Linked DNA regions of Homo sapiens: region 2 is linked to region 1. Evidence: chromatin contacts called from ENCODE POLR2A ChIA-PET data. All regions are on one chromosome and are shown on one strand. The core of a region is the stretch at or near the end of the contact, and the rest is flanking DNA. Distances in the headings are between cores, read along the strand shown.

The links. ChIA-PET counts read pairs that join two places held with the same protein, here RNA polymerase II (POLR2A).
Region 2: POLR2A ChIA-PET joins it to region 1 with 33 read pairs in activated T-cell. The contact joins two enhancer-like sites. POLR2A ChIA-PET finds 5 or more read pairs at or near these places in 2 of 52 experiments (activated CD4-positive, alpha-beta T cell and activated T-cell).

Annotation. Positions count from the first base shown.
Region 1 is chr5:36,551,209-36,554,840 of GRCh38, forward strand. No RefSeq gene overlaps it. Among named protein-coding and RNA genes, the nearest start is that of SLC1A3, 54 kb to the right of the region's middle. Within about 2 kb of position 2,009, at least 2 of the 41 ENCODE cell types and tissues checked have a DNase peak (open chromatin) inside an H3K27ac peak, as active enhancers do.
Region 2 is chr5:36,662,968-36,666,599 of GRCh38, forward strand. All of the region lies in intron 3 of SLC1A3 (solute carrier family 1 member 3), which reads left to right. It overlaps SLC1A3-AS1 (SLC1A3 antisense RNA 1), which reads right to left. Exons shown (of 2, transcript XR_007058736.1): 2 at 2,928-3,632. Among named protein-coding and RNA genes, the nearest start is that of SLC1A3, 58 kb to the left of the region's middle. Within about 2 kb of position 1,929, at least 3 of the 41 ENCODE cell types and tissues checked have a DNase peak (open chromatin) inside an H3K27ac peak, as active enhancers do.

The sequences.
Region 1 (3,632 bases), core at 759-3,258:
GACTCTGTCTCAAAAAAAAAAAAAAAAGAAAGAGAACAAAAGGAGAAGCCATAGACTGGGAGAAACTTTAATGTATCTGTTATATATTATATAACTTGTAACCAGAATATATAAAGAGTTTACAACTCAGTAAGAAGTTTACAACAAAATTTAAAAATGGGCAAAATATTTGAACAGATACTTTGCAAAACTGGATACACAAATGGCCAATACACATATGGAAAGATGCTCAATACTAGCAATCTTCAGAAAAATTAAATTAAAACCACAATGTGATATCAATTCATATCCATTAGTATAATGCTATTAAAACGACTGCCAAAATCAGCTGGGCGTGGTGGCACATGCCTGTAATCCCACTACTCAGGAGACTGAGGCAGGAGAATCTCTTGAACCTGGAAGGCAGAGGTTGTGGTGAGCCGAGATCACGCCATTGTACTTCAGCCTGGGTGACAGAGCGAGACTCCATCTCAAAAAAAAAAAAAAAAAAAAAAAAAAAGACTGTCAATGCCAAGAAGCAACTGAAACTCTTATGCATTGCTGGCAAAGATATAAAAAATACCACTGCTTTGGAAAATAATTTGTCTGTTTCTTCTAAGGTTAGATATAGCCTTACCATGTGACTCAGAAATTCTAAGTATTTTTTCAATAGGAAAAACAGTTGAATGAAAGGACTTGAACATAATAGAAGCTTATTCATAACAGGCAAAAGCTAGAACAACACAAGTGTTTATCAACAGGTGAATGGGTAAATAAGTCATGCTATATTCATACAATGGAATTCTACTCAGCAAATTCAAATTTTAACACTGATACACACAACAACATAGATGAATCTAAAAAACATATCTTGACTGTGGAGGTGGTTACACAGGTGTAAAAAGTGGATGTATTTTATTGTATGTAAATTATACCTTTATAAATTTGCTTTTAAAAATAAGCAAATATCAGACTTTTTAATGGAAAGATCAGGCTGACAATGTCTGAACCTACTGATTTATCTTAACATCACAAAAAGATAAATATTCCGGTAATCAAATATGTTTTTCTCCTGATGTTGCAACCGGCCTTTTTTTTTTTTTTTTTTTTGAGATGGAGTTTTGCTCTTCTTGCCCAGGCTGGAGTGCAACGGAGTGACCTCGGCTCACTGCAACCTCCGCCTCCCGGGTTGAAGTGATTCTCCTGCCTCAGCCTCCTGAGTAGCTGGGATTACAGGCGCCCGCCTTCATGCCCAGCTAATTTTTTGTATTTTTAGTAGAGACAGGGTTGCACCATGTTGACCAGGCTGGTCTGGAACTCCTGACCTCAGGTGATCCACCCGCCTCAGCCTCCCAAAGTGCTGGGATTACAGGTGTGAGTCACCGTGCCCAGCCACAATAGGATATTTTAAATGTCATTTACATAATGTTCTTGCCAGAAAATCAACCCTGAATCTGATAAAGTCTCTAGTTCCAAATACGAGTTTAAAGAAAAGAGACAGAAAAACGTGTTAAACTACTATGAGGTGTACAATCAGCAGAAACCAGAACATAGGAAACTCTAGACGATAAATGAATGACATGTTTTTTTCAACAACTAGATTACAAAGGAAATTAAAACAGTGAGGAAGTCTATAAAAAAAATTGCCTTACCGTGAATCCACTAGTAAAGAGAGCCTGAGGCAAAGCTTATCTCAGGAAATGAGGAGAAAGGGAAATAGAAGAGGAAATAGGTTAATAAAAGAGTGTACATTTCTGACCTGCCCCACTTGGTGCCAAGTGTGCAGTCTTGAGGGACCGTCTTCTGAGACACAATTTGAGCTACTGCATTTCAGGACAGCCTACATAGGAAGAGGACGATGGAGGAATTTATGCACTAGCTCCCATCACCCATTGATCAAAGATTTACCTTTGAGTGTTAACAACCCAAAACTTCCCTGTGCACATTCATGGGTCCCAAAATAACTCACGTCTCGTGGAAAAGGAATTCCCAAGAAGGAATGCAGGAGCCCCATGCCATGGGCATGATGCCTCACCACTGTTGGGTTTTGTTTATGTGAAGGCTGTCACTAAGGCAACTGGAATAAAACAAGTGGCCAAGGGCCTGGGGAAAGGTGAGCTGAGAGGATCTGAAGTGGTGCACCTAAGAGGGGCTTGATACATAGACTTAGGAGACATATTAACCAAACACAAAGTGAGGACCTTGGTTGGATGTTTATTCAAACAAGTTGTAGAAAAACGTCTATGATATAATTGGAAGAAATTGAAAAATTGAAAAATGACTGGATACTTTGTATTAAATAATTAATATTTGGGTTATAGTAACAGTACTATGTTTATTTTAAATACTTATCATTTACAGATATATGCTGAAGAATTTGTGGATGAAGTATTATGATGTCCAGGATTTGCTTCTAAATAATCCATTGGGCAGAGAGGGAGGTAAAGATAACCCAAAGTTGGCCATGTGTTGATAATGATTAAAGCTATACGCTTATCATATGAAATTTGTTATACCCTTTTGTCTACTTCCGTCTGTTTAAAATAATCCACAGTATAATATTTTTTAAAAATAGGGCACTAAGAGCTTTTACATTAAAGGCTCTGGCACGTGGGTGAGATGCCCTTACTTAGGGGAAATAGCAATATGCTAACTTTAAATCTCTTTTCTTGGACTGGTCAGAGTTCCCAGAGAAGATCCTCTCAAATCCCTGCCTGCAGGGTGTATTTGTGGATGCCAGAACTCTGGGAACAAAGGAGAGGCAGACTCAGGGTGGTCTCACCATTCAAAATGCCCAATTTCACTTATCTCCCTGTTTTTAGCATGGCACCTCTACCCTCAACCATGTTTGATATCCATCAGCCTCCTCTGCTCTCCCTCTCCAGAGAATAAACCTCCTATCTTCTCCTGGAAGCAGAACGAGCATTTGCCCAGCTATGCAGATAAGGAAGAATGGATCTCTCAATCTCTAGATCTTCAACCAATCTGTTTTCCCACTTCTAGAGGTGGGAGTGAGCAACGTATTCCCTATTCCAGAGACTTTTGAGGATCCAGCGTCAAAAATCATGCTGCTTCTTAGCATTCCCTAAAGTCAATTTAAAGTTAATGTTCTGGGGACTTTATCCATCTATTTCCTAAGTTCTAAAATGTTGGTGTTGTGTTCGTCTATGCCTTTTTAAAAGAAAAATCAATTTACTGGCATTTTAGTAGAATTTAAAGAAGAAGCAAAACTAAATCAACAGCTTTATAAGGATATAATTCACACACCATCCAACTCATTCAATTAAAGTGTAAGCTCAATGGTTTTTAGTATATTCACAGAGTTGTACAACTATCACCACCACCAATTTTAGAAAATTTTCATCACCCGGGGAAGAAACCTCATACTCATTAGCAGTCACTTCCAATTTCCCTCCAAACTCCAAGCCCTAGGCAACCACCAATCTATCTTATGTCTCTATAAACATTTGCCTATTCTGGGCACTTCATATAAATACAATAATATAATATGTGGCCCTTTGTGACCAGCTTCTTTCACTCAGCATATTTGCAAGATTTATTCAGAATGTAGCCTGTATCAATACTACATTTAATTGCCAAATAATATTCCATTTTATAAACATATCACATTTTATATATCCATTCATCAGCTG
Region 2 (3,632 bases), core at 679-3,178, 110 kb after region 1:
GCAGTGGTGGAAGTTGTGCCTCAGTTTCCTCTCATTGCTTCCGAATTAAAGTTCATCCTCAAAGGACGACTGTAGCCAGAGAAAAGGGATTGTCTGCTTAGTCCTATCAGACCGAGGATACAGTGATTTAGTTGACTTTTTCTGCCACTAATAATACTGTCTTCGCCACTGATTTTTTTCTACTTAACAATCTTTCAAAAGAGAATGTTTCTCTTTTGCTTTTCTACACTTCATTTTCTTTTCTTGTTTGTTTGTTTTTGTTTTTAGAGACGGAGTCTCGCTCTGTCCCCCAGGCTGGAGTGCAGTAGCGTGATCTCTGCTCCCTGCAACCTCCGCTTCCCAGGTTCGAGCAATTCTCCTGCCTCAGCCTCTCGGGTAGCTGGGATTACAGGCATGCTCCACCACGCCCGGCATTTTTTTTTTTTTTTTTTTTTTTTTGTATTTTTTGTATTTTTAGTAGAGACGGGGTCCCCATGTTGGCCAGGCTGGTCCCGAACTCCTGACCTCAGGTGATCCACCTGCCTCAGCCTCCCAAAGTACTGGGATTATAGGCGTGAGCCACCGCGCCCGGCCCTGCACTTAGTTTTCTTAAGGAACACTAGAGCTTGAAGAAAAAGACGTGTTGACAAGTTTTAAGGGTCAAATTTAAAAATCAGTTTCCCTGATAAAGTATGTGCCATCACACGTGGCAAATCTGTAAGGAACACTTGGTGTTTTCATGTAATGTAATCTTATAAGGCTAAGCTGTGTTATAGGCTAATAAAATGTCATTTGTGATATTATAAACAGCCATAATGAGAAGGAACCTTTGACCAGGGTGAAAACCCGTGTGAAAATGCTTGTGACTGTGAATTCTGCAAAATCGTTCTCCGCTCTTCATGGAGATGGTTTCATTCTCTTCACCAAGAATCACTGATAAAAGTAAATTGCCTTCTTTGCTCAAAATTCCGTGAAGTGAACCTTTCTAAAATGTATTCCCTTGTTACAATGTCCATAAAATTTCTGTTCAAGTGAAATGACCCAATACCCAAGGTCACTATCCTCATTCTGTGGTCTCCACTAGTGAGATGAAGCAAGTTCTTGGGTATGGTGGACAGCCCAAGATCATAGGAAACAAAGATGGTAGGAAGGGAAGACAATAAATAGTTCATGGTTCCTTTTTGTTGCTGTTGTTGTTGTTTTTAGACAGAGTTTCGCTCTTTTTTGCCCAGGCTGGAGTGCAATGGCATGATCTCAGCTCACTGCAACCTCTGCCTCCCAGGTTCGAGGGATTCTCCTGCCTCAGCCTCCCAACTAGCTGGGATTACAGGCGTGCACCACCACACCTAGCTAATTTTGTATTTTTAGTAGAGACAGGGTTTCACTATGTTGGCCAGGCTGGTCTCGAACTCCTGACCTCCAGTGATCCACCCTCCTCGGCCTCCCAAAGTGCTGGAATTACAGGTTTGAGCCACCATGCCCGGCCCATTGGCTCCTTTTTAAAGCCTCTACTATTAACCAAATGGGGGTTTATGCCAGTGTTTACAAACATTTTTTTTTTTACCAGAAACTACAATAATAAATATATTTTGTATTGCAACCTGGCACTCACACACATACACACAGAGAGCTGAAAAAAAATTCTCACAAAACAATACTTACCTTTACCACATGTGACACACTGTGATATTTTCTATTCACTTTGATTAATTGATGAAAATACTAGTTATGACCTACTAAATTGACTTCATGAAGGCACACATTTAGACCACAGGCCTCTCTTTCATTCCCTTCTCTGCATTTCTATTTTAATTTACTCATTCATTCACCTGTTAACATATGGACAGATAGAGCTATAGCAGTTACTTCTATAGGCTCATCTGCAAGAGGGAAATATGTTAGCAAAACAGGGAAAATAATACAGGTGTGCCAGAGAGAAGGCAAAGGAAGGGAAAGCAATAGGGTGCCCATTCCATGGTGGTGAGTAATAAGTGGAAGTTTTCCAGCCTCCTGGCCTTCCTGAGCAGCTTAGGGCCACCTTGCCGGGAACTCATTCCCAGCTCTGGAAATGAAACTCCGGGTGCCGCTGGGTTTGCATTGACACTCTTTCCCCACAAGGTTTGTCTCTTGTTGTTCCAGACAGAATGAACCTCATTATTTTGGATTAATTGGGGGAAGATCAACCAAAATTAGTGAGTCAGAATTAAAGAGTGTTTTAAACAAAAGCAACTTTAGAATTTGTAATTCATATAGTAACCCAATCTAAGTGTTAGAAAAAAAAAAAAAGCATGTGGCCTCTATCCAGCATAGCAACAAAAACACTAATAAGAATGGCTGGTTATTCAAAAAAATGATTATTGAGCCCCTCTATGTGCAGACACTATGCTAGGCACTGAGGCCACTGCAATGAATAAAACAGATGGTCCCGCTCTCTTGGCACTAAAATTCTGGTAGCAGGAGACACAGAATGAACAAAACTGTCCTTTATCAAGGACCTACTTTGTACCCTGTAAATATGTTTTCTCTAATCTTGCAATGTAGATATTGTTAGTGTATTTTCTACATCAGAAGTAAGGCTTAGAGGTGAAATAATGCTTTGTGAACAGCTTGTTTATTATGTACCTGTTTAATAAGTAATAATAACACCTAACATTTGTTGAATGCTTACCACGTGCTGAACACTACTTTAAGTGCTTTCTATATGGAAGCCCCTTTAATGCCAGTGAAAACCCTATGAGGGAGCTTCTATTTTTCACATTCCACAGAGGAGGAAACTGAGGCTTGGAGAAGCCACATGGTACCAGAGCCAAAAGTAGAATCCAGGTATTCTAACGTCAGAGTCTGAACTCTTAACCACTGTGCCACTGTCTCTTAGATTACATTCCGAGGCTATCACTGGCTTACTAACTGTGATGCAAAATTGTGACATAATCATTCTTTACCAACAATTTGGAATCTAACTTTTAATGATTTGTCTTCGGTTCCAGAACCCTTAGAATCATAGCACTTTGCAGTGTTTTTACAAGCTAGTCTATAAAGGGGCCAGAAGAAAATATTTTTGCACAGAAAAACAATATAGTTCTAGAGAGAGATTTGAAGTGACTTTCTTTGTGCTCCCTCCCCACCCCTCACTGCCTTTCCTGGGTGAGTTTTTTCACCCTCCTCCTCACTCTCTTCCTAGGATGGCAGTGTACCCTGGACTCAGCAGTGGGCAGCTGCCTAGGACACACGGCCCCATTTTTCAATCTGTAATTATGAAGTATATTGTATTTTTAGAGTTTGATTTTCTTATTAAAAAAACTTATATTCACATGAATATGGTACATATTAGCACTCATCCTTGCTTTCCTTGTAAGTTTGCCCATCTTGAAATTCTAGGAGGGTTGAGAACAGGCGTCTTTCATTAGATGCGTGTATGAGAAACTCATTGTGGAGAAGGGGTACATCTAAAATAAAATAAAAACTGAAACAGAACAATCTTCTTGAATCAGCAGTTGCCATCACTCTTTTCTTTCCTTCTGGACCTGTTCCAGTGGCCCTGGAAGAACAATGAAACATCATGGGGATAAGTGGGAAGACAATTCAAAACAGAAGACTACTTCTCTAGATTTTGTGTTTCAAAACCAGAGATGGGAATTGTTGAGGGGAGTACA